2 separate regions of the Homo sapiens genome follow, and region 1 is linked to region 2. A link is a contact called in ENCODE Hi-C or POLR2A ChIA-PET data. All regions are on one chromosome and are shown on one strand. The core of a region is the stretch at or near the end of the contact, and the rest is flanking DNA. Distances in the headings are between cores, read along the strand shown.

Region 1 (3,541 bases), core at 531-3,030, 960 kb before region 2:
TAAGGTATATGAGATTATAGATAGCTTTATAAATACAAATTTTGTTCAGAAAACTGGATCTTATTTTAGAAGACATGCTCTTAACACAAATGTATTTTATGAATTATCTTAAGCTTAAAGACATACAATTATTCACTTTTATTTTTAAAGAAAAAAGTATTATAATGCATTGCAAAATATGTGCTACTGAAAATGCATCAATTTTTATTTCCCTAGCCTTACCTCACACTATAACATAGAATCAGTTTTATAAAGGCAAAAATTTGATTTACTGTGAGATTAGTAACATGGTTTTAAAGTCAAAAGATTTATAGAAGTAGTATTTCCAATTCAAACAGAATTTTGCCAGGTTTTAATTTTTCTACAAAGCACTTAAGTAAATAATTTTGTGAAAAGTTTTGCTTTAAGATGTTTTAAAGGGTTTCAAGTATTCTACAGATAGAGATTTTGGGGAGAACACCAAATTCTTTCCAAAAAGACAGCTATTTCAAGTTTTCTTTTACTCCATTGTAGAAAGTTTTAAAGACTTTTTTTTCTCCAAAATCTAATTTTCACCTGAAATAATTGTATTCAAGGGTTTCTCAGCAGGTAAAGTATACATTCTTACAAGGTTTCAAATTTCAGATTTCCAATAATGCATTTAAACTGAGCACTCCTCTTTTTGTGTATGTATCTACTATCTGCAGTTCTATTATTTACACTAAATTTTAGTCTTTTTAGCTCCTCTGAAATACGTTAGTGAACCCTCAGCAGTTACTAACCACTTAATAATTGTGAGCCCGCCAGCCCCTTCAAGTAGATCGTTAACCATAAGAGTGCCTGACAATTTCCAAACCATATCCTCTGTCTAAAAGGAAAAGATAGGGCTTTGTGAGGCAGAAAGGAAGCGAAGGAAAACAAAACAAATGTAGCTCATGCTGAAAGTGAAAAGTGCTTGGATAGATTAGTATTTTCTTTTCTGCAAGGCATCCTGCCAAACTTTTTCTTTATTTTTTTAAGAGAAGAGTTATTTTTTGGTCTGATTTTTCAGTTTCTTGGAAAGTATTGGTATTTACCACCCCCATTGGCCGCTCATAATTATTGTTGGTTGTTTTGTGTTTTTCCCATCCGTCCACGTCACACAGTGAGGATGCCCCCCGCTTCACCCTGTCAAAACCCCAACTCTGGGCGACCCTGGGTTTGGAAACTCCGCCGACTCCCGACGACACGTCCCACTCTCTCCCACTAATGCCGCTTATTTTAGTCGCAGGATCCCCCTACTACAGTTTCAGCGAAAGCCGGAAATTTTCATTTAACTCTCCCCCCCACCCCCACCCCCACCGCGCCCTTCTAGCCCCCGACTCGTAGAAGGGAGCTAGGGAGCCCGGAGCTCGGAGCACTGCCGGGACTCGGCCGCCTCATTTCTCTCCGGAAGGCTTTAATTTGCACACTTTCTTGCCACTGCGCCACGAGCCCCCAGCCCCGCCGGGGGGTGGGTCTCCGGCAGAGTTGGCTTCGCGGGTCCCTGCCCCCACCCCGCACGGTCGCCCCAGCTGCCTCCCCGGCTGGGGCCCCCAGCGCCGGCCGGAGCCCAGCGGCCCCCGTCCGCCCCCAGCGAGCGGCGCGGGCGGCGCCCTCCGCCGTCCCTCCGCCCTCCGCCGCTGTGCCCACCCCCTCGCCGGAGAGAGTGCTGGTAACTCCTTCCCCAGAGTCTGATTACCTGCTCCGCGAGGCCGCGGACACGTGCGGAGAGCCGACTGACACTCGCAGCCCCCTCGGGAGGCCCGACGCGACTGGGCCCCTCAGGTGAGGAGCTGTGCGCTCGGGTGGGTGGGCTGCGGGGTGGGGGGTCCCGGGGGAGATCTGGGGGATTGGCCGGGGTCCGAGGCAGAACTGTGGGTGGGGTAAGTGGAGGGTGGCGGGGGGTGGGGGGGACCTGTGTTTCCTTGGAATCGGCTTTGGTTAACCCCTTACGAACTGAGACGGGATTGGTTATGGGGGCCAGTTTTGGGGAGCTAGAGGATTCTCCTTATCTGATGAGAGGGGGAGATCCCAGCCTAGGGACACCCGCGACACCGAGATCCTGCTTCCACGTATCCGTACGCACACACACCCACACGGAACACGCCTCATACAGTTTCTCCAAACGGAACTGGAACTCTACTCGGACACTCACATAATAATTCACATTTAGGGTTTAAAATGCACTGCCTCTAGGGACTCCATGCTGGAGAATGTGCTTGCATTTCCCCCTCGAAAACTCCCTCTCCAGCTCGCTGAGGTGTGGGTGTGGGCTCCACCTTCCCCTCCACGAGATAAATGTTAACGCAGGCTTCCTGCGGGCGTGTTATACACAGAAAAGTGCACGCAGCCGGCCAGTGCCCAGGCTTGGAGCCCCGCGAAGACGCACGTTTGCTGTAGTTTCCAAGTTTACTTTTATAATTTAAAATATTGGAGTTAAACACACGCCCCGCAGTGAGCAGCCCTGGTCCCCGCAGCGCGCCCGTCCGTGTGCATATGGGCGCATCTGCGTGTGCGCACACGCGGGAGTCGCGGTCCCCGGTGTGGCCTCTTGTCGCTGTGCTGGTGGCGACCCTTGTGGTGCTTGGCAGGCTTCGGGAGAGGCGCATGAAGGATTTCATTGAGTGTGAAGACAGAGAGCAGAGACAGAAAGCAGAAGGAGGCGGCTGCAGCCTTTGTAGTCGCGGAGGAATGCGGAAATGTTGAAGCACTATGTCAAACTTTTTTTGAAATGGGGTCAAGTCACATTCAGCCAGCGTGGGAAAGCAACAACAACAACAAAAAAAAGTGGAGGAGAGGGGGGGAAAAGGCATTGCTGCTCCCGTTTCTCTCCGCCGAAGCCGACCGTCTGGGGGGCGAGTGGGGGGAGAGCCAGGGCAGTGCGGGGCCCGGCGGGGGCAGCAGGCGCAGTTCCCTGCGGGGGTGGGACGTCCCCGACGCTTCCTTCGCTGCGGAGCCCGGGGCTAGACTCGAGCGGGAGGGGGTTGGGGGGATGCAGGACAGGCGGGTTGGGCGGCCGGCGGCGGCTCCCCGGCTACCTGTGTGGCCCTCGACCTGGCTCAGACCCCCGGGCAGTCCCTGGGGGCTCTTTCCTCGGCTTTTAAGGAAAGTTCTGAATGTAGTGAGTGCCAGAAGCTCTGCTCTCGCCGCGGTCCGCTCCACCCGCTCATCGTGGGGGTCGCGCCGTTTGTTTAATTCCTGGCAAAAGGCGAGCGGGCCAGCGGTTGCGAGGCAGGTAATTCCGAGGTGCCCCGGGAATTCCGGACATGCGGCCGTCGTGGTGAAAGTCCTGCCGAGGCCGCGGCGGCCCTGGAGGAGGGAGGCCCCCTAGGTCCCAGATAGCTGCTGAATGGGGAGGGAAAGTTAGGGTACCCTACTCTGGCGCTTTGTTGTGCAGAGGGCTCCGGGGGCGTCCGGCTGCAGACTGGACCGGGCCTTTAGCCGGAGGGGGAATGGGGCAGCCACCTCTGCTACCTACAGCGGGGAGGTCCTGGGAATGGGAAAAGGTTCGCGAGTCCGGGCCCCGAGGACAGAGACCTTC
Region 2 (3,559 bases), core at 584-3,083:
GAATTGCAGTAAGTAGTTTACTTAATAGATAGACTGATTATTAGTATTTTAAATTCCCAAAGATAAATCTTTATCCTTCTAAACCAACAAAACAGAGAGTTAATTAAAAACAAAGTGACAACAACAACCCAACTAGGAGTAGTCAAAGGGGAAGAGTGATGGTAAAACGTAATTGGTTCATTGGCATAGAAATGGGATAAACACGCCGGGTGCGGTAGCTCACGCCTGTAATCCCAACACTTTGGGAGGCCGAGGTGGGTGGATCATGAGGTCAGGAGATCGAGACCATCCTGGCCAACATGGTGAAACCCCGTATCTACTAAAATACAAAAAAACAAAAAAACAAAAAACAAAACAAAAAAATTGCCGGGCATGGTGGCACGCGCCTGTACTCCCAGCTACTCGGGAGGCTGAGGCAGGGGAATCGCTTGAACCCGGGAGGCAGAGGTTGTAGTGAGCCGAGATCGCGCCATTGCACTCCAGCCTGGCAACAGAGTGAGACTCCGTCTAAAGGAAAAAAAAAAAAAAAAAAGAAAAAGGAGAAAGAAATGGGATAAAGAAAATTCTTTTTCTTTCTTGAGACAAGGTTCACTGTGTCACCCAGGCTAGAGTGTAGTGGCACAATCACGGCTCACTGCAGCCTCAACCTCCCAGGCTCAGGTGATTCTCCCACCTTAGCCTCCCAAGTAGCTGGGACTACAGGCACCTGTGACCACGCCTGGCTAATGTTTGTACTTTTTGTAGAGATGGGGTTTCACCATGTTGGCCAGGCTGGTCTCGAACTCCTGGCCTCAAGCCATCCTCCCGCCTTGGCCTCCCAAAGTGCTGGGATTACAGGCATGAGCCATCGCGCCCGGCCAGAAAATTACATCATTAGGCTTGTACATGGAGGAGTTAGTAATGCCTGAAATTTTTCCTCTTTGTAGAATTCAGGGTCAATCCTGTTGATCCTGTGTTTTTTTAAGGACCAAATCACCATCGTCTCCTGAGGATAACTCGACAGACACAATTAATTCATTAATGTAGATATTATCTTTCTTTTGATGGTCACAGGAGAAGTGCCTTGAATTGAAGCTTTATCTCTTCCATTGTCACCATCACTAGGCAGGTGAGGCTGACAGGACCGCGTGGCTTAAGGCAACGCCTCGGGAGGGAGCAAAAATGCATCCACTGTGGAGATGAGGTTTCGGTTGCCTCCATTCTTTAAATAGCGCAAACCCTCACAATGTCAAAAGAATCATATTTGAATTCGAACTGCAAGTAAGGAAATCGAAGTATACTAGAATTGATTTCCAGCCTGAAGGCGGATGCTGAATTCAGACCAGCAGTGACACTCCAGGATTTCCACGGTAGTTCATTAAAGGAGGAGAATCTGGGACTAAACAGACAGAGTCTACACCCGCTTATCCTGCACCAAAAAACGCCGAGATGTTCATCGGCATCGCGTTAGTCACATTAGCAGCAGCAATCGCATTATCAAAAACTGCAACACGCATGTAAATAATAGCTACTTTTCCACCACGTGTCGTCGGCCGGCAGTGGATGCCCCCTGTAGGATCCCTATAAGATGCCTTACAGTTCCCCACGGACATCTGCCCAGGCGACTGGGAGTCCCAGGCCCCACCCCACCCTCCAAACCCCTTCTTTGGCGTTCAATACCCCGCGCTCACCGCGGTCTCTTGCTGCCCCCTGCCAGGCCCCTAGCGTCGGGCTGCGAAGGGCTGAAGTACCGCCACGAGGGGGCGCAGGACCAACGACATCACCTCTGCGCGCGACCCGAGGCCGGAAGTTAGTCTTTTCCACTTCCGCTCCTCCTAGCCGCTCCGGACCCCAGAGGCGGAAGTAAAAGCGAACTACAGTGGATGGGTGCAGTTCAGGGTGAGATTGGGAAGGTGGTGAGGCTGTGCTTTCCTTTCTTTTTGTTAAGAAGTGGGTGTGGGTGACTGCTGTACAGTGCAGCCCTTTGCAGATTTGTCTTTGGAGGAGGAAGAGGGATGGAAAGAGCCTTCGGTGTGGAATTACCTTGGTTTTGAGTTAAGAAAGACCCACCTGGGTTCGAACCCTAATGCTTCAGCTAGCGAAGGCAGGCTAGTATGGGAGCTCGGCGCTGTTTCAGATTTTGTAATTTTAAGGCTTATGCCTACCTTTTAAATTGTTGTGGGGAGTAAAGCGAGACAATATATATGAAGCACTTAGCTTTGGTACAAAACGTATTCGTGATTCCGCTACCTTTTCCCATCATATGTAGGCATGTACTTGCCGTTTTCTTTTCTGTATGTCTGAGAAATGTTGTTTGCAAGAGGTAATGCATCTCACGAGAACATAATGCAACGAGAACGTTAGCTGGGATCGATCTCTTATTTTGTATTAGGAAGGCCTGAAATATTTTGCCTTTTTTTTGTGTGTGTGTGTCATTTCCAGAGATAGCTGTTCTCCAGCCTTTCTGGAGGGATGCAGAGCCTTTCCTTAGGACAAACAAGGTGAGAAATGCATGTAAAGATCTCCAAACTTAGCTTGCTGTATCAAAAGAAGACCAGCTGGAATGTGGTATTTTAGGGCCAGTGATTAGTTATTTCCATTAACAGCCTTTTTAACAGGCCAGTTGTGGGGCAGAGGCGAACGTAAATCTTTTTTTAGACCCCTCATACTACAAGCATAGAAATTTTCAGTGTTTGTTAAGTTTGAACATTAGCCCTTTGGATAATGGTTTTGGTTAATTAAAAAGTCAATTTGAGAAATAGATCGAAGTCAATTTTTGAATAGGTACCATTTTTGAAATTTGTACGTGAGGAAAGTTGCTAACTTTCTTGTATTAGGCTATTTAGATGTTCATTTACCCTACTAGATATTATGAGTATTTTGAATGGAGATCCGTTGCTAAGAGTAAAGCATCATGGAGAATTTTGAAGTGTGACTTTTTTGGTACTAGAAACCGAAAAATAGATAAAGATAATTTGTATTTTCCATTGTTTTTCACACCAAAGGCCAGTTTTACTTGTTTAAATTTTTTCATCTGACTGCAAAGTAACACATATTCATTAAATAAAGTCCCAGTATTTCAGAAGTAGTACATAGCCTCTAATAATCTTTCAGAAATAAGTGTCATTCCACTTTCCCCCTCTGTATATATTAACGTCCCCCTCCCCGCCTTTAATATACATGGCATTATCCATACTGTTAAGCAGTTTGTCATGTAGAATATCTGACATCTTTTGATTGCAGTAGATCGGCCTTTATTTTTGGCACCTTTATAGTATATTGCATAGATGTACCACAATTTATTAATTATTCTATTGGTGGCCATTTGGGTTTCTTCTTCTTTGTTATAGCAAATAATGTTATGATGGTCATCCTTTTTCTTTCTTTCTTTTTCTTCTATTTTCTTTTTTTATGAGACAGATTCTTGCTCTGTTGCCCAGACTGGAGTGCAGTGGTGCAATCTCAGCTCACTACAACCTCCGCCTCCCAGGTTTAAGCAGTTATTGTGCCTTAGCCACCTGAGTAGCTGGGATTAGAGACATATATCACCATGCCTGGCTAATTTTAGTATTTTTAGTAG

Evidence for each region. A loop is a pair of places that touch in the nucleus more often than their neighbours do. ChIA-PET counts read pairs that join two places held with the same protein, here RNA polymerase II (POLR2A). Pooled maps may share reads with other maps.
Region 1: a loop to region 2 is called in a map of B cell, with 12 times the contacts of the local background. The contact joins the promoter of CDK6-AS1 here to the promoter of MTERF1 in region 2. A Hi-C loop is called at or near these places in 3 of 168 maps with a recorded cell type or tissue (B cell, CD4-positive, alpha-beta memory T cell and CD8-positive, alpha-beta T cell) and 8 of 50 pooled maps. POLR2A ChIA-PET finds 5 or more read pairs at or near these places in 1 of 52 experiments (OCI-LY7).

Annotation. Positions count from the first base shown.
Region 1 is chr7:92,834,722-92,838,262 of GRCh38, reverse strand. CDK6-AS1 (CDK6 antisense RNA 1) reads right to left here and starts at 1,780. Exons shown (of 2, transcript NR_110088.1): 1 at 1,700-1,780. It overlaps CDK6 (cyclin dependent kinase 6), which reads left to right and starts at 1,690. Exons shown (of 8, transcript NM_001145306.2): 1 at 1,690-1,785. RefSeq lists silencers at 1,388-1,747, 2,858-3,107 and an enhancer at 2,198-2,277.
Region 2 is chr7:91,878,976-91,882,534 of GRCh38, reverse strand. MTERF1 (mitochondrial transcription termination factor 1) reads left to right here and starts at 1,833. Exons shown (of 3, transcript NM_006980.5): 1 at 1,833-1,878; 2 at 2,422-2,480. The coding sequence starts at 2,452. LOC112267986 (a long non-coding RNA gene) reads right to left here and starts at 1,733. Exons shown (of 2, transcript XR_002956514.2): 1 at 1,671-1,733.